Linked DNA regions of Homo sapiens: regions 2 and 3 are each linked to region 1. Evidence: read pairs that join two places in POLR2A ChIA-PET (ENCODE). Cell type or tissue: MCF 10A. All regions are shown on one strand. Each heading gives the region's core, and the rest is flanking DNA. Links, peaks and the distances in the headings are about the cores only.

The links. Peaks named below come from ENCODE experiments on the same cell type or tissue, not always from the same donor. Only the 100,000 strongest peaks of a DNase experiment are listed, where the experiment ranks them.
Region 2: POLR2A ChIA-PET joins it to region 1 with 6 read pairs; 2 of 35 experiments call an interaction of 5 or more read pairs at or near these places.
Region 3: POLR2A ChIA-PET joins it to region 1 with 5 read pairs; 11 of 35 experiments call an interaction of 5 or more read pairs at or near these places.

What each region holds. Positions count from the first base shown.
Region 1 is chr20:47,374,207-47,381,938 of GRCh38, reverse strand. No RefSeq gene overlaps it. Among named protein-coding and RNA genes, the nearest start is that of ZMYND8, 21 kb to the right of the region's middle. RefSeq lists enhancers at 2,848-3,348, 4,989-5,488, 5,489-5,990. In MCF 10A, for the core only: no CTCF peak of the experiment used is centred there; DNase peaks (open chromatin) are centred at 1,928 and 4,618.
Region 2 is chr20:46,797,223-46,805,531 of GRCh38, reverse strand. No RefSeq gene overlaps it. Among named protein-coding and RNA genes, the nearest start is that of SLC2A10, 92 kb to the right of the region's middle. RefSeq lists an enhancer at 1,332-2,531. In MCF 10A, for the core only: no CTCF peak of the experiment used is centred there; a DNase peak (open chromatin) is centred at 3,991.
Region 3 is chr20:47,428,871-47,437,179 of GRCh38, reverse strand. No RefSeq gene overlaps it. Among named protein-coding and RNA genes, the nearest start is that of LINC01754, 21 kb to the right of the region's middle. RefSeq lists an enhancer at 8,010-8,309. In MCF 10A, for the core only: no CTCF peak of the experiment used is centred there; DNase peaks (open chromatin) are centred at 2,839, 4,499 and 4,869.

The sequences.
Region 1 (7,732 bases), core at 1,889-6,888:
CCAGACCAATTAATCCACAATTTCTGGAAGACCCTGTGCTTTTATAAATTTTTTTTTTTTTTTTTTGAGATGGAGTCTTGCTCTGTCGCCCAGGCTGGAGTGCAGTGACATGATCTCAGCTCACTGCAACCTCCGCCTCCCAGGTTCAAGCAATTCTGCCTCAGCCTCCTGAGTAGCTGGGATTACAGGCGCAGGCAACCACACCCGGCTAATTTTTATATTTTTAGTAGAGACGGGATTTCACCATGTTGGCCAGGCTGGTCTTGAACTCCTGACCTCAAGTGATCCACCCGCCTCAGCCTCCCAAAGTGCTGGGATTACAGGCGTGAGCCACCTCACCTGGCTTTTTTTTTTTTTTCTTTTAGAGAGAGGGTCTCATTCTGTTGCCTGGGCTGGAGTGCAGTGGAGTGGCATGATCATAGCTCACTAGTAGCCTTGAACTCCTGGACTCAATTGGTCCTCCCACCTTGGCCTCCCAAAGTGCTGGGATTACAGCATGAGCTACCACTCCTGACCAGAGCAAAGTCTTTTTTTTTTTTTTTGAGACGGAGTCTCGCTCTGTCGCCCAGGCTGGAGTGCAGTGGTGCGATCTCGGCTCACAGCAACCTCTGCCTCTCAGGTTCAAGTGATTCTCCTGCCTCAGCCTCACAAGTAGCTGGGATTACAGGCGCCCACCACCACGCCCGGCTAATTTTTTTTTTTTTCCTCAAGACGGAGTCTTGCTCTGTAGCCCAGGCTGGAGTGCAATGGCTTGATCTCAGCTCACTGCAACTTCCACCTCCCAGCTTCAAAAGATCCTCCTGCCTCAGCCTCCCAATTAGCTGGGATTACAGGTGCCTGCCATCATGCCCGGCTAATTTTTTGTATTTTTAGTAGAGACAGGGTTTCACCATGTTAGCCAGGCAGGTCTCGAACTCCTGACCTCATGATCCGCCCGCCTCAGCCTCCCAAAGTGCTGGGATTACAGGCGTGAGCCACCACGCCCAGCCCCATGGATACGTTTCTATGCCATTTTAATTATTTACTACATGCATGTTTTTCTATTTCCTAGAATTTTTTTCAGGTTAATATGCTGTATGCATTATGTTTTGGTCAGGAAGTGGTAAGGTCTTGGCCCTCAAGCTAACAGGGTGCACAGCTCTTGAAAGGTTGGAAATTCTGCATCTGTTCTCTGCTGAATGATGTCAGCAGAAGCTGTGCGACCTTGAGTTTTTATTTCAGTGGTGGTGTTATAGAAATGCTCAGTTGGCAATCACCCTGATCCTTAGAAGGCACTTCACAGTTTACAAAGCTGAGAGGCTCTTCACTTTTCATGATCTCCTCTATCCTTGACAGCAGTGTCATGGGGTAACTGGGGAAGGCCGGAACTTGTCCAAGGTCACACCTGGAAAATGCCCAAGCTGGGCTTCGACCCACCTTTCCTTCTCTGCTCCTGTTACGTGGCTTGAAGGAGCAATTTTCTTTTTCTTTTATTTATTTTTTGAAATAAAGTCTGGCTCTTTCACCCACGCTGGAGTGCAGTGGTGAGATCTCAGCTGACTGCAAACTCCACCTCCCGGATTCAAGCAATTCTCCCTGCCTCAGCCTCCCGAGTAGCTGGGATTACAGGTGCCTGCAACCACACCCAGCTAATTTTTGTATTTTTTAGTAGAGATGGGGTTTTGCCATGTTGGCCAGGCTGGTCTTGAACTCCTGACCTCAGGTGATCTGCCCACCTCGGCCTCCCAAAGTACTGGGATTACAGGCATGAGCCACCGCACCCGGCTGTCATCTTTGTTGGTTCATTCTCACAGCCAAATGTCCAAGCTGTGGAGAGTGTCAGGGACTGGCCCTTGGACCCGATTCTTTCCCATCACGCACAGTCCTAGGTGATCTCAGCCCATATGCGTCATGGCTTTAAATTCCGTCTAGATGCTGATGCCTCCCACATTTATACTTCCAGCCCAAACTTCCCCTGCACTCCATCATCCGACTGCCTCCGTGACATCTCCACTTGGATGACTAATAGCTCACCCCCACATTCATCCTCCCCCAGCCTGTTCCTCCCACTACTGTCCCCATCTCAGCCCGCACCAACTCCAGCCCCCCAGCAGCTCAGGTCAGAAGATATTGAAGTCTAAGCACTTTGGAAGGCTAAGGTGGGGGCGGATCACTTGAGCCCAGGAGCTTGAGACCAGCCTAGGAAACAGAGCAAGACCCTGTCTCTACAAAAAATTCAAAATATTAGCTGGGCATAGCGGTGTGGGCTTGTGGTCCTAGCTACTCAGGAGACTGAGATGGGAGGATCACGTGAGCTCAGGTAGAGGCTGCAGTGAACCATGATGGCGCCAACTGCACTCCAGCCTGGAAACAAAACAAATCACGGTTGCGGTGGCTCATGTCTGTAATCCCAACACTTTGGGAGGCAGGTGGATCACTTGAGGTCAGGAGTTTGAGACCAGCCTGGTCAACATGGTGAAATCCCATCTCCATTAAAAATACAAAAATTAGCCAGGCGTGGTGGCGTGCACCTGTAATCTCAGCTACTCCGGAGGCTGAGGCAGTGGAATTGCTGGAAACCGGGAGGCGGAGGTTGCAGTGAGCTGTGATCGCGCCACTGCACTCCAGCCTGGGCAACAGAGCGAGACCCTGTCTCAAAAACAAACAAACAAACAAACACAACAACAACAAAGATCTTGAAGTCATCCATGCCTCCTCTTCCTCCCTCCCATACTCCACAAACCCTGACAACTAGATTTCCCAAGTAGGTCCAGAATCCTGACTTGCTGTCCTCCTTCACCCTGCTCTGAGCCACCAGCATCGCAGGCCTGGAACATTCCAACCATCCCCACTAGTCTCCCTACATCTGCCATGGCCCCCTTCAGTCGATTTGCAACCCCATGACCAGAGTGATGTTTGTGGAACTTGTCAGCCTGTGTCTCTTATCTGCAGAAAGTCTCCAGTGATTTCTGGTCTTATTTAGAGTAAAAACTGAACTTCTTAAAATGGCCTGCGACATATTTCTGTTTCCTCAGTACCCTCTAACCTTCCCCACCACGGTGTCCTCCCAGAGAGTAAAACATCTGAGCAGTGATCGCCTTGGCTATTCCTCCAACACCTGGTCCCTGCAGGGCACTCCGAGGCTGAGGGCTTCCTCTTCCCTCTCCCTTAAGGATTCTCAACCTCACTGCTGCGGACATTTGTGGCTGGGCCGTTCTTCTTTTTCTTCTTTTTTTTTTTTTTTTTGAGACAGAGTCTTGCTCTGTTGCCCAGGCTGGAGTCCAGTGGCACAATCTTGGCTCACTGCAACCTCCACCTCCTGGGTTCAAGCAATTCTCCTGCCTCAGCCTCCTGAGTAGCTGAGATTACAGGCACATGCCACCATTCCTGGCTAATTTGTGTATTTTTAGTAGAGACAGGGTTTCACCATGTTGGCCAGGCTGGTCTCGAACTCCTGACCTCGTGATCCACCAGCCTCAGCCTCCCAAAGTGCTGGGATTACAGGCGTGAGCCACCGTGCCCAGCCAGCTGGGCCATTCTTTGTTATGGGGCTGTTCCATGCATTGCAGGATGGTTAGCAGAATCCCTGGCCTCTACCCACTAGGTGCCAGGAGCAACTCCCTAATATTTCCAGACAAATGTCCCCTGGAGGGCAAAATCGCTCTTGCTGGGAACCCCTGTTCAACCTGTACTGCTGTCCCCCAAAATCCCCCACGCCTCCTCCTTGATCTTATTCAGGCTCAGCTGTCAGCTCCTTGGTGAGGCCTCTGTCTACACTGATGACCACCGTTGCCCACCCCAACCCCCCACCATCTCCCTTGCTGCTATATTTTTTTCCATAGCACTCATCACCATTTAACACACTACCTATTTTATTGTTCCTATTTATTGTTTATTATTTACTTATTGTTGTTTTTTATTATCTGTTTATTGTTTATTACCTGTTTCTTCTTACTAGAATGTAAACTTCAAAAAGCCAAGGCTTGGCAGGGCGCGGTGGCTCACTCTGTCTGTAATCCCAGCACTTTGGGAGGCCGAGGCGGGTGGATTGCCTGAGGTCAGGAGTTTGAGATCAGCCTGGGCAACATGGTGAAATCCCGTCTCCACTAAAATACAAAAAATTAGCCAGGTGTGGTGGCACATGCCTGTAGTCCCAGCTACTCAGGAGGCTGAGGCATGAGAATTGCACCACTGCACTCCAGCTTGGGTGACAAAGTGAGACTTTGTCTCAAAAAAAAAAAAAAAAAAAAAAGAAGGCAGGGCCTGGCATAGTAGGCACTCAAATGAATAGTTCCTGAAGGAAGGAGTAAATGCCAGCCCTTGTAACAGATGCATGAACATATGAACATGAGACCTCAGCCTCAAGAGACCTGCAGTCCATCCTGGGTGCAGGGAGTCAGCAGGCAAATAAATGTGTGCAGTGGCAGGTGGCTATCAGAGCTTTAAATAAAGAAAAATAAAGCAAGTGTGTCCGTTTGCTAGGACTGCCAAAACAAAGCAGCACAACTGGGTGGCTTAAAACTACAGAAATATATTGTCTCACAGTTCTGGAGGCTACAAGTCTCAAATCGAGGTGTGGGCAGGGACATGCTTCCTCTGAAACCTGTAGGGGACAGTCCTCCTTACCTCTTCCTATTAGCTTCAGGTGGTTGCTGGCAATTTCTGGCATGTCTTGGCTTGTAGATGCATTGCTCCAATCCTCTGTCTTCACATCATCTTCCGTCTGTGTCTGTCTCTGTGTCCGGATTTCTTTTCTTTTTTTTTCTTTCCTTCCTTCCTTCCTTTCTTTTTTATTTGTTTGTTTGTTTGTTTGTTTATTTTAGATAGGGTCTTGCTCTTTTACCTAGGCTGGAGTGCAGTGGTGCAATCTCGGCTCAGTGCAACCTCCGTCTCCTGGGTTCAAGCGATTCTCCTACTTCAGCCTCCCAAGTAGCTGGGATTACAGGCACGTGCCACCACAACCTGGCTAATTTTTGTATTTTTAGTAGAGATGGAGTTTTGCCATATTGGTCAGGCTGGTCTCAAACTCTCAGCCTCAGGTGATCTGCCCGCCTTGGTCTCCCAAAGTGCTGGGATTACAGGCATGAGCCACCAATGCCCGGCCACGGGTCCAGATTTCTTCTTTTTTGTTTTGAGACAAGGTCTCACTCTGTCACCAAGGCTGGACTGCAACCTCAACTTGGCTCAAGTGGTCCACCTGCCTCAGCCTCCCAGGTAACTGGGACTAGAGGCACACACCACCAACCCCTGATAATTTAAAAAAATTTTTTCAAACAGGCAGGGTCCTGCTATGTTGCCCAGGCTAGTCTTGAACTTCTGGGCTTGAGAGATCCTCCTACCTCAGCCTCTCAAAGTGCTGGGATTACAGGCATGAGCCACTGTGCCTAGCCTAGATTTCTTCTTCTTCTTTTTTTTTTTTTTTGGCAGCAGGGTCTTACTCTGTCACCCAGGCTGGAATGCAATGACACCATCACAGCTCATTGCAGCCTCGACTCCTGTGCTTAAGTGATCCTCCTGCTTCAGCTCCTGAGAGCTGTGCGCCACCACACCCAGCTAATTTTTGTATTTTTTGTAGAGACAGGGTTTCACCATGTTGGCCAGGCTGATCTCAGACTCCAGGGCTCAAGTGATCCGCCCGCCTCAGTCTCCCAAGTGCTGCGATTACAGGCGTAAGCCACCACACCCAGCCTCAGATTTCTTCTTTTTATAGGAACTTCAGTCATATTGGATTAGGGCCCACCCTAATGGCCCCATTTTAACTTGATTACCTCTGTAAAGATCCTATTTCTTTTTTTTTTTTTTTTTTGAGGTGAAGTCTCACTCTGTTGCCCAGGCTGGAGTGCAGTGGTGTGATCTCGGCTCACTATAACTTCTGCCTCCCAGGTACAAGTGATTCTTGTGCCTCAGCCTCCCAAATAGCTGGGATTACAGGCGTGTACCACCACACCTGGCTAATTTTTGTATTTTTAGTAGAGATGGGGTTTTGCCATGTTGGCCAGAGGTCATCCTCAGGTGATCCACCTGCTTTGGCCTCCCAAAGTGGTGGGATTACAGGTGTGAACCACCGTACCTGGCCTCAGATTTCTTCATTTTATAAGGACATCAGTCATATTGGATTAGGGCCCACCTTAATGACCCCATTTTAACTTGATTACTTCTGTAAAGATCCTATTTCAGGCCAGACGTGGTGGCTCACGCCTGTAATCCCAGCACTTTGGGAGGCTGAGGTGGGTGGATCACGAGGTCAGGAGATCAAGACCATCCTGGCTAACACGGTGAAACCCCATCTCTATTAAAAATACAAAAAATTAGCTGGGCGTGGTGGCACATGCTTGTAGTCCCAGCTACTTGGGAGGCTGAGGCAGGAGAATCGCTTGAACCAGGGAGGTGGAGGTTGCAGTGAGCCGAGATTGTATCACTGCACTCCAGCCTGGGCAACAGAGCGAGACTCTGTCTCAAAAAAAAAAAAAAAATCCCATTTCTACATCAAGTCACATCCTTGGGTACTGGGGGTTAAGACTTTAACATATCTTTTTAGAAGGGACACAGTGAAATCCTTAACCACAGGATATGGGATTAGGGAGTGATGCTTGGCACTCCTTTAGGGAGGGGGTTAGGAAAGTCCTCTCTGAGTTGGTGATATTTGAGCAGAGACCTGCATGGAGAGAAAAGTCCTGCAAACACCTGGGAAGAGTGTTCCGGGCAAAGGGAACAGCAAGTGCAAAGTGGCAAAATCAATGTACCTACTATGTCACAGTGCTGTAAGGATTCAATTAGCAAACACTTAATGTAAGTCATTATTATTATTGTTCTTCTTCTTCTTCTTCTTCTTTTTCTTTTTTTTTTTTTGAGACAGAGTCTCGCTCTGTCGCCAGGCTGGAGTGCAGTGGAGTGATCTTGGTTCACTGCAGCCTCCTTCTCCCGGGTTCAAGCAATTCTCCTGCCTCAGCCTCCCGAGTAGCTGGGACTACAGGCGTGCGCCACCACACCTGGCTAATTTTTGTATTTTTAGTAGAGACAGGGTTTCACCATGTTGGCCAGGATGGTCTTGATCTCCTGATCTCGTGATCCACCCACCTCGGCCTCCCAAAGTGCTGGGATTACAGGCGTGAGCCACCGCGCCCAGCCTTCTTCTTCTTCTTTATCCTTTTTGTTAAAGGCTCTGACTCAGTGGCTACACATGGGCCTGGTTGCCTTCTTGAGGCTGGGAATCCACAGTGAAGAAGCCAGACAAGGCCCTGTCGTCATGCTGCTGACAGTCGGATGACATCTGTCATCTTGGTTGCAGAGACCAAGAGACCAACAAGTCAAAAATAAAGCAACAGGCCAGGTGTGGTGGCTTGTGCCTGTAATCCCAGCACTCTGAGAGGCTGAGGCGGGCAGATCACTAGAGGCCAGGAGTTCGAGACCAGCCTGGGCTATCGTGGGGAAACCCTGTCTCTACTAAAAATACAAAAATTAGCCAGGTGCAGTGCCACAGGTCTGTAATCCCAGCTATTCAGGAGGCTCAGGCAGGAGAACCTCTTGAATCCAGGGAGGTGGAGGTTGCAGCGAGCTGACATCGTGCCACTGCACACCAGTGTGGGTGACAAAGTGATATTCCGTCTCAAAAAAATAAGACTGGGCACGGTGGCTCATGCCTGTAGTCCCAGCACTTTGGGAGTCCGAGGCCGGTGGAACACCTGAAGTCAGGAGTTCAAGACCAGACTGGCCAACATGGCAAAACCCCGTCTCTACAAAAAATACAAAAATT
Region 2 (8,309 bases), core at 1,386-6,385, 580 kb after region 1:
GAAGAGGAAATCAGGACACAGAAATGCACAGAGGGAAGGCTGTGTGAAGAGGAGACGGCCATCTACAGACCAAGGAGGGGGCCTCAGAAGAAACCAACTCTGCCAGCACCTTGATCATAGGCCTCCAGCCTCCAGCACTGTAAGAAAATAAATTCCTATTTCTTAAGGCACACAGGCTGTGTTACTTCGTAGTGACAGCCCTGACAGGTTACAAAGCCAAAAGAAACTTCTAAATGGTCAGACTTTTCTTTTCCTTTTTTTTCTTTCTTTTTTTTTTCTGATCAACTTTCTAAAGAAAAGAATGAGTTACCTTTCTTTTCTCTCTGCTCTCTGTAGAAAATGATATTGATGAGAAAAGACAATCAAAGAGTCTGGCCAAAAGGGAAAATGACAATCAAGTTTTTTCCTACAGGAGCTAAAACATTCAGGCCATTTCAAATTTTGTTGTGAAGTAAGTAACTAGTTTTTTTTTTTGATCTTTTTTTTTTTTTTTTTGAGATGGAGTCTTGCTCTGTCGCCCAGGCTCGAGTGCAGTGGTGTAATCTCGGCTCACTGCAACTTCCACCTCTTGGGTTCAAGAGATTCGCTCTTGCCTCAGCCTCCCAAGTAGCTGGGATTACAGGCACGTGCCTCCATAACCAGCTAATTTTTCTGTTTCTAGTAGAGATGGGGTTTCACCATGTTGTCTAGGCTGGTCTTGAACTCCTGACCTCAGGTGATCCGCCTACCTTGGCCTCCCAATGTGCTGAGATTATAGGTGTGAGTAGCTAGTCTTAAATACTCACTAAATTGATGACACTTCAAGCAGGCCAGACAATTAGTTAATTAATAAAAATATTGTGTTGTTTTTATGGGATTTTGTGGGTTTTGCCATAACAAAGTAATTGGTTGTTATTTAGCTTTTCTAGATAAATGTTTACTTTCATGCCTAACTTTTTATTACTAATTTTGTCTTTTGCAAGATGATGCCTCAGAATAAACTTCAGGCCCGAGATTGAATCTAGCCCCTTTCATTCCTCTCCATCTGTCCCTAGCAGGTCACCATTCTGGGAGTAACTTCACCCCGCAGAGGAGCCAGTGCTCGCCTCCAGTCACTCCCAGCCTCTCCTCTTTGGACTCTTTTTTCCTGGGAGGTGAGTGTTGAGTGCAGATGGGAAAGATGTATAATTGATGAGCCTCCAAGCCTGGCTGGGCTGAAGAGGTCAATTAATTATTAAATACAGACTCAATGGGAAGAAATTTCATTATGGGGTCACTTAATTAAGTAGCAGGCCAGAGGGACATTTGAGATGAGATTTCAAGGACTCTTGTTTCTGAGTTTGCTTTTGGGCCAAGTCTGAGGGTATGAACAAAAAAGAAGTGACCCTTAAACCTGAAGCATTTGAGTGAGTCCGTCCTCCTCCTCCTCCCTTCCCTGCCCCCGACTTTCCTCCCTTCCTCCTTTGCCTTTCTCCCCCTCCTTCTCTTCCTTCTGCCCTTCCTTCCTGCCTTCCTTTCTTTTCTCTCTTCCTCCTAACCTCTTCATTCCTTCATTTATTTCACATATATTTATGGAGTATCTTCCATGAACCGGGCATCCGCGTAAACACTCGGGTTGCAGTGGTGACAAAACAGCTTAATTCTGGCAGAGGAGACAAGCAACAGCCAAGTAAAGGACCAAATGCCCAAGAAGCCATCGCCCAGGTGGCTGCTGTGCTGAGCTGCAGAGCAGACTGACGGTTGCATCGAGAGGGGCTTGCCAAGGAGGTCCCTATGAGGGGGTAACACTTGAGCTGAGTCCTGAGGCATGAGAAGGAAACAATCCGGCAGTTCGGCAGAAGGACACTCTAGGCAGAGGGAACAACAGCAAGTGCACAGGACAAGCTAGTGTGTTCCCAGAATAGCCAGGAAGCTGGTGTGGCTGGAACACAGTCAGGGAGGGGAAGCATGGTAAGATATGAGTTTGAAGAAGTGGGCAGTTGCCTAACAGATGATTGACGGACAGGGCTTTTTTTTTTTCCCACAGGCCCTGGGAGAAGCTCTCTGCCACTCACTGTATTATCACTGAAGCTCTCTACCACTCACTGTATTATCACTGAAGCTCTCTACCACTCACTCACCAATGCATGCTGCATGTTCAGCGGTATGGGATGGAAATCCAACTCAAGCTGTCTCATTCAAATAGGGGATTTTATTGAGCCACGTAGTTGAAACAAACAGGTAATTGGGCTTCAGCCATGGCTGAATCCAGTAGCTCAATGATGATGTAATGAAGTTTTGACTCTTTCCCTTTATCTCTCTCTCTCTCAACTCTGTCTCCCATTTCAGGGAGTTTCAGGCTATACTCTGCAAGCTTAGAAATCTTAGCAAAAGAGAACACCTCTTCCTAAAGAGTTACAGCTAATGTGCTAGTTCAACATTTTATCAAATGGCCTGGGTCAGCTGCCCACTGCTGAACCAATTGCTGTGGCTGGGAGTGTGGATACTCTGATCAGCCAGGACTGGACTTGGGGAGAGACGGAGCTTCACAGAGTAGAAGTGGGGGAGGGGTGGACCCCAGACAAAAACTATGGTGCCATGGCCAGAAGAGGGAATGGATTCTGGGCAGACGTAAACAACAGATGTTCACTTTACCTCTTGGACAGTCTGTCTCTTTTTCTTTGCTGGCAAAGGCTGTTGTTTTGAAGAATCCATCATGAGGCATTATCCCATCTTAACAGTGGGCATGCGTGAACTGCAGGCATTGACATAAATCTTGATCATACAGGATTAGCAGGCACGAGCTTTGAGTCAGAAAGGCTGCATGAAAAATTGGGAAACGCTCAGGCTCTGAGGCCCAACTAAATGGAATTCAAGGTGAAGAGCTTTGAAATGGACAAAGAGAGAAATTGCATGTTAACAACAGGAAAACCCCATGAAAGAAAGCCTTGAATATTAGTCTACCTAACAAGGGAAACTCAAAATGCAAAAGGTAATAAAAAAAGGATGAAAAATTTTCTGTTGGGAGGATAGTCTGATGCAGCCATTCTAAAGAACAGCAGGCACTGTTGAATCTAATTAAGTACATGTAAAAGTATGGGACCCCGCCATTCCTCTTCTGGATATCAACCCCAGATGAGTTATCATTAGAGTGCATAAGAAGACCTGTACAATGATGATCATTCTAGCATTAGTGGTGGTGGTGAGGGGAGAGAACTTACGTGGAAGTCCACCACAAGGAGGATGCACTCTGGGAGCTCTGAGCAGCGTTAGAACAATGGATGAGACACGCACATTGCAACATGCGTGGATTCTAAGAACACAGTGCAGAGTGCAAGAAGCAAAAGATATACGGCACAATACCATTTATATAAGATAAAAATACATGTGCACACAAGACAATGCAAATCACATATGAATGCCTGCAAGTTGGAAATATGTAATATATTACATGCATTAGAATGGCTGCCTATGAATGGGAAAGGAAAGAAAGTAGGGAAAGGGAATGAAAGGGAATCAACCAATTAATCAATCTCTCGAGATTGGACCAATGATGATGTGCCAGGACCCGAGGAGTAGGATTAACTCGTCATTCTGCCCTGGAGATTAAATAAAGAGAGAGAGAGAGGGAGACATTGACAGATCCTCAATGATAAGTGGGAAACAAACACACTGTTTCAAACAGGAGTCTGTTTGGCTTCAGGTAACACTATCAGACCACTGGTGGCTTAAATAATAAAGGTCTTGCCCCACATAAGAAGAAATCTGGAGGACACAGCTGCTGGCATTGGTTCAGTGGCTCAATTTTGTCAGATGTGATGTCACAGTGTTTTAGTCTCTTGGCTTGTCTTTCCAGCTTCTTGCCTCATGGTTGCAAGGCGGCTGCTATAACTCCAAACATCACACCTGATGTCGAGGCAGAAAGAAAGCAGGAGGAAATGAAGAGTAATGACAGTTGTAAGTAAACCGTTTGTCAGGAAAGCACATGTTTTTCCAGCCCTCCCCCATCTGACTTTCCCTGAAAGACCCATTGACTAGTGACTCACTCTGTGCCTTTCAGGTACGAGTGAAGCAACAGACTGCAAAGACAGGCTCAGATCAGTGATGAGCTAGCCAGCTGTCACTCAGAGTGGGGAACATTGCTCAACTAACAAGACCCACCAGCAAGGAAGAACGGGGGTCGTAGCTCACACTGCAGACTGGACACTATTCTAAGCACCTTACACATTGCCCTGTTTACGTTTTACAGTTTTAAAGGTGGTCCCCATTATTGATCCCATTGTAAACTGGGGGTACTGAGGGATCGAGATAAGTCAGTGTCTTCCCCAAGGGCACACAGCTCGCAAATGTCAACCCAGGGCTCAAGCGTAGGCAGCACGGCACCAGAGCTGCTGCTCAGAACCCCTGGGCTGCAGGTGCACAGCACACTGTGCCCTCCGCATCTGAGAAATGACAAGCTCAAAAGTGACCAGCAGGAGTAGAAGATATGGGGGACTTGTATAGCACAATTAACATGCTGGATCATTACATATATGTGTACATGCCTCCACCCCCTCAACCTATCCATGCAAACAGTAACGGGGCTCATCTTTAGAGCGGTTGCAAAAAGGAATTGGGCTAAGACGTGCAAAGCACTGAGAACAGTGTCCAGTCTGTGGTACATGCTATGTCCCCTGTTCTTCCTTACAGAGGAGTATACACACACAACCACAAAGTTGTCAACTGTGTTAATTACTTGTTAATTGTATATATAATAATGTTAATTGTATATGTGTTTGTGTATATCTACATATACATGTAGAGAGAACAAAGGCAATATATGTTTATTGCAAAAAAAAACCAACCACAATTTAGGTGACTTTTTGGGTAGAGTTTGGTCTGCATCAGGCACTGGGGAGGGGACGGTGAGGGACCCAGGCACTGTCCAGAGTCAGCTGTCCCTGGGCTCCACACAGACTCCCCAAGAAGGACACCTGCCAACTCTGCCAGTCCAGAGAGTGTATACACTGTCCAGGCTACTGCAGAGCCAGCGGGGCTGGTGGCATTTTGTTTCCAGTTCTGCACTTTCTAAATTAGAAAACCAGTACACATTCATTATAAAAAACCAAACATACAACAAAGCCCATGGAGAAGTAGAAGGTGCAAATGAAGTTCCCTCCATCCCTTCCGTCTCTCTCTCTCTCTTTTTCTATAAGACCGTCTTTCAAGGACATCCCTTCTCCTACCTCCCTTGGGTAGTGATTATTGACAGTTTGATGTTTGCTTCTAAACGAGTCTCCATGCCTGTATATCCATGGGTAATTTGACTTTTTCTAGCTAATGAGATCACACTCTGTGTGTGTGTCAGGACCTCTCAGGAAACAGATGGCACAGTCAGCCTGGGTAATACAGGGAGTTTAATGAATGTAATATTTACAGAGCTGTGGGTAGCCAGTGGGAAGGCTGTAAGAATGGTGCAGTGGGCCTGGGGAACCAACAAGGGTGCAGAGTGGAGAGAGCCTTCTGTGGAGACACGGTGAAGCCTCGGTGCCTGGCAGGGGCCAGCAAAGGGGGATAAAGCCCTCACTGTGCACCTGTCTCCTGCTGGGGCTTCCCCCTAGTTGAACCTACAGGAAGCTGGAGGAAGGGGAGCTTAACTTCCATGAGCCAGCTTCCAGGCTGGACTTGGAGGAGGCAGCAGAAGACAGCCATATTGCACTGTAAGCCCCGCCTAGGTCTCAGTGAGACCCTTCTTCTCTACTTGATCTGCATGGAGATCAGCAGGACTAATCTCATCATGCTCATCGTGCTGACATCCGTCACCCCTGGAAGCCCAAACCCTGCTCCCCACTGTTCCCAAGACCCTCATCTCCACCTGATACCCTCCCTTTCCCCCTTTCCTGTTTTCCTTTTCTCCACAGCACTTATCAACCATCTGGCATGTTATTTCTTTAAGTTTTTTGTTTGTCTTCCTTGACTCTAGCAGATATTTTTGTCTTCTTTGTTCCCTGTTAAGTCCCAAATATTTAGAACACTGCCTGGCACATAGTAGGTGCTCAATAAATAACAAAGTATCCAAGAACGTGAAAGTCAGCCCATACAGCCCTCTGATGATTTTAAATTGCCACATAGTATCTCACAATACTGGGAAGACTACGGCAAGTGTAGCCATTCCCTTACAATTTAGCTTTTAGGTAGGTTCCAATTTTCCCCCAGGACAGACAATGCAGTAGGAAACACCCTCTATATGCATCTTTTCCTCACACTTAAGTGAATATTTCCATGGGATAAAGTCCTAGAAATGGAAGGATAGTGTCAGAGATGCTGCACAGTTTGATAGACGCTGTGATGTCTTTGAGTTCACATGGAGTGAAGAGCTGAGCCTTCCTTTGTGCCAGGTGTGTTTTGATGCTGAGGCAGTGTTCTACATCTGCTGCATATCCAGCACTCATGCTGTGGGGGAGACAGCAGGATCTACGTCAGGCTCCATCTTTGATGAGTCTGGCGTCTAGCTGAGGAGGCAGGCATTCCCAGAGCGTTCTCCTCTCCTCAGAGCTGGCTCAGGGATGGTCAGGGTGATGGGAACCCAGAGAGGACAGAAGTCCCAGGGGCTGGGGAGGTTGGGATGACTCCTGGGTGAAGGGGCCACTAATGAGCTTCATTAATTTGAGGACAATTTATTGAGCACCTGCTATGTGCCGAGTATCATTCTAGGTGCTGAGAATACAGCATCATATAAGTTAGAAATGGTGCCTGTTCTCACAGACAAAACATTGTATAAGGGGAGGAAAGTGGTAGTCAAGTAAAGAAATGAAGAAAATAGAACAGGATGGTGCCAGGGTGGCTGATAGGGTGGGCTGGCTACGTTGACAGGAGTGCTCAGGAAGCCTTTGAGAAGGTGGCATTTGAGCAAAGATATGAATGACGAGGAGTAAGCCATGACAAGGTCTGAGGACAGAGGGTTCCTGGGTGAGGGAGGAGGCGGCAAATTCTGCAGCTGTGAGGTGGGACTGAATTTGCAGCGATTAGGGAGAGGAGGTGGGAGCCCATGTGACTGGAGTGGGCTGAGAGAGAGGCAGGAGGCAGGAGGTGAGGTTAGTAAGACCCCCTGGAACCAGGCAGTACAGGGCTCGAGAGGCCATTGCCAGGAATTCGGATTTTCTCCTAAACACAACGATTCATCATTGGTGGATTTGAAGCAGGTTAGGGCCCTGATCTGATTTCTATTTTAGCAGATCCCTCTGGCTGCTGTATGGAGAGTGGCTTGAAAAGGTGGCAAGACCAGAAACAAGACCAGTGAAGAGGCAATTGCACTAATTTAGAAATGATGGTGGCTTAGATAAGAGCAGTGGCCATGAAGGTGCTGAAAAGTGGATGAGATAGATATATTTTATTTTTTTAATTTTACTTTTCTTTCTTTTCTTATTTTTTTGAGACAGGGTCTTGCTCTGTTGCCCAGGATGGAGGGCAGTGGCAATCATAGCTCACTGCAGCCTTGACCCCCTGGGTTCAAGTGATCCTCCCACCTCAGCCTCCCAAGTAGGTGGGACTACAGGTGTGTGCTACCCCACCCAGTTAATTTTAAATTTTTTTTTGTAGAGACAGGGTTTTGCTATGTGGCCTAGGCTGGTCTTGAACTCCCAGGTTCAAGTGATCCTCTCACCTTGGCCTCCCAAAGTGCTGGGATTACAGGCATGGACCACTGTGCCTAGTCGATATATTTTTAATGAAGAACCCACAGGGTTTACTGCTAGAAAGATGTGAGGTATGAGGGAAAGAAAGGAAATAAGAATCGCCTTGAGATTATGGAACTGGGTACTGGTCAGATATCCTAGGTTTGGGGGCGAATACAGAGGAAGGCTGAATCAAGAGAGCAGTTTCTCTAAATGGGAAGGGTTATCTGCAGCTTGGCAAACCTTTATCTGCATAAACATCTTCACCCAGACTTGTCCCCCGACAAAGGCTTAAGAGGGATTGAGGCTGGGCAGAGAACACCCCCAAGCCTCTGGGTCATACTCTGAGGATGGTTTACCATGTTGCTTCTCAGTGGTGAAACTGACAAGGTCAGGTGCATAGATGCTGTAAATATTAGAAGAGACACATTCGAAATGACAGGCATAACCAAACCAGAAAATCCTCATTTCTAACCAGATACGTTAAGTATCTGTTTTTCGTCTCCGCCCCAAAGATGTGCACAGCTGTCTGGCATTTGTGGACCAGCTCAGGTTGCTTAACTCCCACCTGCCTTGCTGGGGTCAGGCCTCTTTAGTGAACTTGGATGTTCGCTGCTGCTATAAGCAGCTTAGGTCTGCAGGACCAGCAAGAGACTTCTGGTGGGAAGGAGAGGGGGCCTGGGTTTTTTAAAGGGACAC
Region 3 (8,309 bases), core at 1,386-6,385, 56 kb before region 1:
CCACCTTACCCAGCCCCATATTTTTATTTTTTTGTGTGTGTATATATGTATCTACTGAGTCATAGTATAAAACATATATTTTACTGTGGATCATTGCCGAAAAGGTTGAAAACATAGTTATTGACTGTCCTCTTATTACATAACTTTTTATGTGGGTTTATTGTCTCTTATAAACCAAGAACAAAACTTTCAGAAGGCAGAGTTTCCTTGTATCCTTGTTTTATCGGTGATTTAAAAAAAAAAAGGCACAAGTGTGTTCTTCCCACCATCAAAACAACAACAGAAAGCTTTGATTCATTCTTAGTAAAAATTAAAAGCAATTCCAGGTCATCTCAGCTTTTTGTTAACATCAAGTACTTTGAATTTTCTGTCAAATAAGGGACAGGGAGGGGCGGATGCAGTGACTCACACCTGTAATCCCAGCACTTTGGGAGGCTGAGGCAGGAGGATCACTTGAGCCCAGGAGTTCAAGACCAGCCTGGCCAACATGGTGAAACCCTGTCTCTACTAAAAATACAAAAATTAGCCGGCAGCAGTGGCACGCACCTGTAATCCCAGCTATTCGGGAGGCTGAGGCAGGAGAATCGTTTGAACCCGGGAGGCGGAGGTTGTGGTGAGCCCAGGTCACGCCACTGCACTCCAGTGTGGGCAACAGAGTGAGACCCTGTCCCTGCCCCCCCCCCCAAAAATATATATATATATATAAATTAAAAATAAAAATAAGGCCAGGCGTAGTGGCTCACGCCTGTAATCCCAGCACTTTGGGAGGCCAAGGCAGGTGGATCACAAGGTCAGGAGATCGAGACCATCCTGGCTAACACGGTGAAACCCCGTCTTTACTAAAAATACAAAAAAATTAGCCAGGCGTGGTGGCGGGCACCTGTAGTCCCAGCTACTCAGGAGGCTGAGGCAGGAGAATGGCGTGAACCCAGGAGGCCTAGCTTGCAGTGAGCCGAGATCGCGCCCCTGGGTGGCAGAGCAAGACTCCGTCTCAAAAAAATAAATAAATAAAATAAAATAAGAAATAAAAATAAAGGGGAAGGTGGGTTGTGATACATTTTCATTCTGATGGCCTCACCAACACGGTGCACAGTGAGACCCAGACAGATGGGATAAGTGCTTTATTTTTGTTTAGAGGCCACAGCTTTTTAAAATATTCTCTAAGAAGAAGCAAGAAAATTCACAATTTAATTTTGAGTTCTTCATAAGCCATTTCATTTTTTAAAGTCCTCATGGAATGGTCATTCAATATTAAATATGAACTTTCTATTTGTAGAAGCATGTGAAAGATTGTTTTGTTCTTTAATCTAGAACAACAATCTGTAAACTGTTTATGTAAAGGACCAGATAAATATTTTAGGCTTTATGGGCTCTCCGTCACAATGACTCAAGTCTGCCAGTGTAAGGCAAAGCAATCATAGACAGAATGCAAATGAATAGGCAGGGCTGTGTTCCATTACACTTTATTTGTGGACACTGAAATTTGAATTTCACATAATTTTCTTTTGTCACAAAATATTCTTTTTTCCCCCACCCCCTTCTCAAAATATTATTCTTTTTGGGGTTGTTTTCAACCATCCAAAAATGTGAAAACCCGGCCAGGTGTGATAGCTGATGCCTATAATCCCAGGATTTGGGGAGGCTGAGGCCGAAGGATCACCTGGGGCCATGAGTTCGAGACCAGCCTGGCCAACATGGTGAAACCCCGTCTCTATTAAAAATACAAAAATTAGCTGGGCTTGGTGGTGCATGCCTGTAGTCCCAGCTACTCGGGAGGCTGAGGCAGGAGAATTGCTTGAACCTGGGAGGCAGAGGTTGCAGTAAGCCAAGATGGTGCCACTGCACTCCAGCCTGGGTAACAGATCGAGACTCCATCCCAAAAAAAAGAAAAGAAAGAAGAAAAATTTGCCTTTTTGAAACCAACCCAAGCAACAAAGTGAGATGTCATCTCTATTAAAAGCAAACAAACAAACAAAAACGGAACTAAAAACCATTTGTGCTCACTGGCCCTGCAAAGAAAAAGTATGTGGTAGGGAAATAAATTTGCTTACCTTTTCACATTTTTATTTTGTTTTCTGAATGGGTAATAATTTCAGCTTGGTTCAGAATTCAAAAAGCACAAAGGAAAATATCTTCCCCACTGAGACACTGAGCCACCCAGTTTCCTATCCCAGAAATAAGTAATGGGTCCACTTTCTTATGGATACTTCCAGACATTGCCTGTGAATATACAAATAATTCTTTATATAAATTTATATATTTTTTTCTGACAAATCCATACTGTTCTGAATCTTGCTTTCTTCACTTAATCTTGGAAGTCACTGTGGAGCAGAACATAGCCACCTCACTAATTTTTCAGCTCATAATATTCCATTGAATAGATCAGGGATCAGCAAACAGGCTCATGGGCCAAATCTGGCCATTGCCTGTTTTTTGTAAATAAAGTTTTATTGGAACACAACCATGCCCATTCACTTATATATGATGTATGATATATGACTACATTTTTTTTTTAAGACGGAGTCTCGCTCTGTCGCCCAGGCTAGAGTGCAATGGTGCGATCTCAGCTCACTGCAACCTCTGCCTCCCAGGTTGAAGCAACTCTTCTGCCTCAGCCTTCCGAGTAGCTGGGATTACAGGTGTCCAGTACCACACCGGCTAATTTTTGTATTTTTGGTAGAGACGAGGTTTCACTATGTTGGCCAGGCTGGTCTCGGACTCCTGACCTCAGGTGATTCACCCGCCTCAGCCTCCCAAAGTGCTGAGATTACAGACGTGATCCACAGTGCCCAGCCTGTATGACTACTTTTGAGCTACAACTGCAGAGTTGAGTCATTGCACCAGAGCCCTCTGGGTCTGCAAACCTAGAGTACTTACTCTCTGGCCCATTATGTAAAAAGTTTGCTGACTCCAAGTATAGATGTTCTTCAGTGTACTCAAACATCGCTTGACAATGAACAGTTAGTGTTCATTCCAAATGTCTGTGGTTACAGAGAGTGCTGTGATACATAACGTGTCCATGTGCAATTGTCCACGTATGCAACTTTCTCCAATGTCAGAAAATCCTAGAAGCAGAATTGCTGGGTCAAAAGATATGTGCATTTGTAATTTTGATAGAAATTGTCAAGTAATTTCTAGAGATTATATCAGTTTACATTCACTCCCACCAGCAGCAAATAAAAGCAATCAATTTCCCAACACATTTTCTAACTTAGTCTGTTATCAGGCTTTTTGATCTTTGTCTAAGTGGCGGGTTAAAAATGGCATGTCAGTATAATTTTAATTTTCATTTATTTTATTGTGAATATATTTGTATCGTAGGGCTGCAATGACAAATTACCAAAAACTTAGTAGCTTTAAACAACCAAAACATGTTCTTTCACAGTTCCAGAGACTAGAAGCTCAAAATCAAGGTGTCAGCGGGGCTGGACTCCCTTCTAAACCTCTAGGGAAGATTCCTTCCTTGCCACCTGTACCTTCTAGAGGTTGCCAGCAATTTTTGTTTTTCCCTGGCTTGTAGATGCATTACTCCATGCTCTGCCTACATCTTCACCTGCCTTCTCCCCTTGTATGTCCATGTCTCTGTGTCCAAATTTTTCTCCTTTTTCCTTTTTTTTAAAAATGTTTTTTATTTTTTTTCTGTTTTGAGACTGAGTCTCACTCTTGTCTCCCAGGCTGGAGTGCAATGGCACAATGTTGGCTCACTGCAACCTCCGCCTCCCGGGTTCAAGCGATTCTCCTACCTCAACCTCCGGAGTAGCTGGGATTACAGGTGCACGCCACCACACCTGGCTAATTTTTGTATTTTTAGCAGAGACAGGGTTTCACCGTGTTGGCCAGGCTGGTTTCGAACTCCTGACCTCAGGTGATCCATCCGCCGCTGCCTCCTGAAGTGCTGGGATTACAGGTGTGAGCCACCGTGCCCAGCCTAAATTTTAAAATACTAGACATCAGTATGACGTACTACTCAGCCTTTGATTTCACTTGCTTATTAAGTATATTTACACTATTTATGACACCAACCTTTTCTCTTTTTCTCTCTTCCTTCCTTTTTTCTTCCTTCTTTCTTTCCTTTTCTCTTTCCTCCCTCCCTCCCTTCTTCCCTTCCTTCCTCACTCTCTCTCCCCCTCACTCCCTCTTCTCTTTCTCTTCTTCCTCTTTTTTTTTTTTTTTTATGCTCCACTTCCTCAACATTCTTCCCTTACCCCAAGTTGCCGTTTCAGATCAGGAAGATTAAGAGGCCATAGATAACCTTTCTTAACTTTTCTGTGAATTATTCTTTTTTGTTTTTTCTTTTTTCTTTTTTGAGACAGAGTCTTGCTCTGTCGCGCAGGCTGGAGTGCAGTGGAGCGATTTCGGCTCACTGCGGCCTCCGTCTCTAGGTTCCAACAATTCTCCTGACTCAATCTCCTGAGTAGCTGGAACAACAGGCACGCGTCACCATGCCCGGCTAACTTTTGTACTATTAGTAGAGACGGGGTTTCGCCACATTGGCCAGGCTGGTCTTGAGCTCCTGACCTCACGTGATCCACCCACCTTGGCTTCCCAAAGTGCTGGAATTACAGGCGTGACTCACCGCACCCTGCACTTTTCTGTGAATTATTCTACTGCAAGCTCAACTTGATCAGATCCTGTTCATCAGTAGAGAAGCAAAAACTAACCAATACAAAACACACATCAGGGTTTCTTAGCACAAAGATGAGTGACAGAGGTAATTCCAGCTCTCTCAACAATCCTTCAATAAAGAGATACTATACAGAAAGTGTTTAAACCACAGCTTTAAATAAACAGTGAGTAATTGATCAACTCTCCCACTGTTTTTATGCAATACATGATGGCTAAAAAAATTAGAGTGTTTCTTGAATAACTGGAAGTTGAATAATGTACTTATGTGTTGCAAGAGTTTCCAGTTTCAATGCAAGAAAATATACCATAAATTGGCCGGACGCGGTGGCTCACGCCTGTAATCCCAGCACTTTAGGAGGCTGAGGCGGGCAGATCACGAGGTCAGGAGATCGAGACCATCCTGTCTAACATGGTGAAACCCCATCTCTACTAAAAATACAGAAAACTTAGCTGGGCGTGGTGGTGGGCACCTGTAGTCCCAGCTGCTCAGGCGGCTGAGGCAGGAGAATGGTGTGAACCCAGGAGGCGGAGCTTGCAGTGAGCCAAGATTGCGCCACTGCACTCCAGCCTGGGTGACAGAGTGAGACTCCGTCTCAAAAAAAAAAGAAAATATACCATAAATCCATAATTACATTTTCCTTTTAAGATACAATACACAGGGCTAGGTATGGTGGCTCACCCCTCTAATCTCAATGCTTTGGGAGGCTGAAGTGGGAGGATCACCTGAGGGCAGGAGTTTGAAACCAGCCTGGGCAAGCTGGGCACCATGGCTCATGCCTGGAATCCCAGCACTTTGGGAGGCCAAGGCAGGTGGATCACGAGGTCAGGAGATTGAGACCAGCCTAGCTAACACGGTGAAACTCCGTCTCTACTAAAAATAAACAAAAAATTAGCCAGGCGTGGTGGCAGGTGCCTGTAGTCCCAGCTACTTGGGAGGCTGAGGCAGGAGAATGGTGTGAACCCAGGAGGTGGAGCTTGCAATGAGCTGAGATAGCGCCACTGCACTCCAGCCTGGGTGACAGAGCAAGACTCCATCTCAGGAGAAAAAAAAAAAAAAGAAAGAAACCAGCCTGGGCAACATAGTGAGACTCCAATATGTACAAAAAATTAAAAAATTAGCCAAGCGTGGTGGTGCCTGTCTATAGTCCCAGTTACTCAGCAGGCTGAGGTGAAAGGAGTATCACCTGAGCCCAGGAGTTCAAGGTTACAGTGAGCTATGACTATGCTGCTAGTCATAGTAGCATATGGAGACCCTGTCTCTTAAAAAAAAAAAAAAAAGATACAATGATACATTTTCAACATTTACACACAGTTCCATAACTTGAACCTGGTTGACACTGACCAGCTTAAGCCGACCAGTTTAAGATGAAGACCAGCCAATTGTTTTACATTCCATTATTTTTTGATGTGTTGGGAGGGAGAGAGGGAGACAGGCTTTCAAGATCTTCCTCATAAATGCATTCAGTTGAATAAATGTGCTCTGAGTTAGAGCCGCACCTTCTGAAAATGAAGAGCGGTCATGCAGGCTGGAGTGGCTCTGCCATTTACTAGCTGTGTGACTTTGAGTAAGTTACTTAGCTTCTCTGTGACTCAGATTTCTCACCAGTAAGTGGGTGAAATAACAATATCTGCCTATTGATAACTTGATATATAATGTTATTTTATATGTTATAAATATGTATGTATATATATAACAGTAAATATAGTAAAGTACAATGCAGTATACATACACCTATACAGTATATATACATACAGTAATATAATATTAATATTATGTTACTATTAACTATTAATTATAAAATACATTATATGTATTATATATTAATATAGTATATATTTAATAATACATAAATATATATATAAGTATGTAGTGTTTGGTATATAGCAATAGCTCGATTAATGTTTATTATTCTTTTATATTTTTATTGATTTTTTTTTTTGAGACGGACTCTCGCTCTGTCGCCAAGCTGGAGTGCAGTGGCGCGATCTCAGCTCACTGCAACCTCCGCCTCCCGGGTTCAAGCGATTCTCCTGCCTCAGCCTCCTGAGCAGCTGGGACTACAGGCACCTGCCATCACGCCCGGCTAATTTTTGTATTTTTAGTAGAGACAGGGTTTCACCATGTTGGCCAGAATGGTCTCGATCTCTTGACCTCGTGATTTGCTCACCTTGGCCTCCCAAAGTGCTGGGATTACAGGCGTGAGCCACCGCGCCCAGCCTTTATTTTTATTTATTAACAGGACAGCGTCTCGCTATGTTGCCCGGGATGGTCTTGAACTCCTGGGCTCAAGCAATCCTCTGGTCTCGGCCTTCTAAAGTCCTGGGATTACAGGCGTGAGCCACCTCACCCAGCCTAATGTTTATTATTATTATTGGCATAGCAAGAGTTCTCACACCAGACCACAGCATTCTAACCTCCATAACTGTCCCATGATGTTAGAAATGGACCATCATACCGAGAAATGACCTTGTCCCAGCCACATACTTGTATGGGCCCATTATCTCACATCCATACTTTTATCAAAAAACAAAAACAAAAAATGCAGAGGTGGGAGGATTTCTTGAGCCCAGGAGTTCCAGACTAGCCTGGGCTATAGTGAGACTGCCATCTCTACAAAAAACAAATACACAAAAAAGTTTTCTGGCCAGGCACAGTGGTTCACACCTGTAATTCCGGCATTTTGGGAGACCAAGATGGGAGGTTCGCTTGAGCCCAAGAGTTTGAGACCAGCCTGGACAACATAGCAAGACCTTGTCTCTATAAAAAACAAAAAAAATTTTTTAAGTTTTTTGAGCACAAAGGACTTTATGCAATCATATTAGATACTTGTAGTTGAAAAGTCTATGTGTTTGAACTTGCTGGCTGTCAACCAGTTGAGAGGGTGCAGACAAGCACAACTACAAGATATATTGCTTAAGAACAACAAAGGAAGAGGGCTGAAGTTCATGCCACTGGGTTGCACATTCTATGAATTTTTCTTCTGTTTCTTCTATTATAGAAATACACATGGGGTAGGCAAGGGGGTTGAAAAGTCCTCTAGAGATCAAGGATAGTTGCGCACCGGGTGCAGTGGCTCCTCCTGCAATGCCAGCACTTTGGGAGGCCAAGGCGGGCAACATCTCTATTAAAAATACAAAAATTAGTAGGAAATGGTGGCGGGCACCTGTAGTCCCAGCTACTCAGGAGGTTGAGTCAGGAGAATCACTTGAACACAGGAGGCAGAGATTGCAGTGAGCCGAGATCATGCCACTGCACTCCAGCCTGGGTAACAGAGCGAGACTCTGTCTCAAAAAAAAAGAAAAAGATAGCTGTGGTCAGCAGAGCCCAAGAATAAGGCCTTGAAGCGCAATGCTTGTGAGCACCAATTGTGGAGTGAGGAGAAAGGTCACAGTCTTAGCTCCACATCCAGCCTGCTGTGGGACCTTTGAAAAGCCACTTAACCCCCCTAAGCCTTCGTCTTGGTCTTGGGTCAGTGGCCCCAAGGAACAGTCTCTGGGAGGGAGATTTGCACCAGAATATTTATTGGAGAATGCTCTGGAAAACAACACCTATGATGGGGAGAGGGAAGGAGGATTGGGTAAAGAGAGGAATTTATGATGCAATCTCAACAAAGCCTGAGATGGCCCTCAGAGATACTCCAAACTGAGGTCAGGGGGCTGGGCCTTTGTGCTGCTGTATTAAC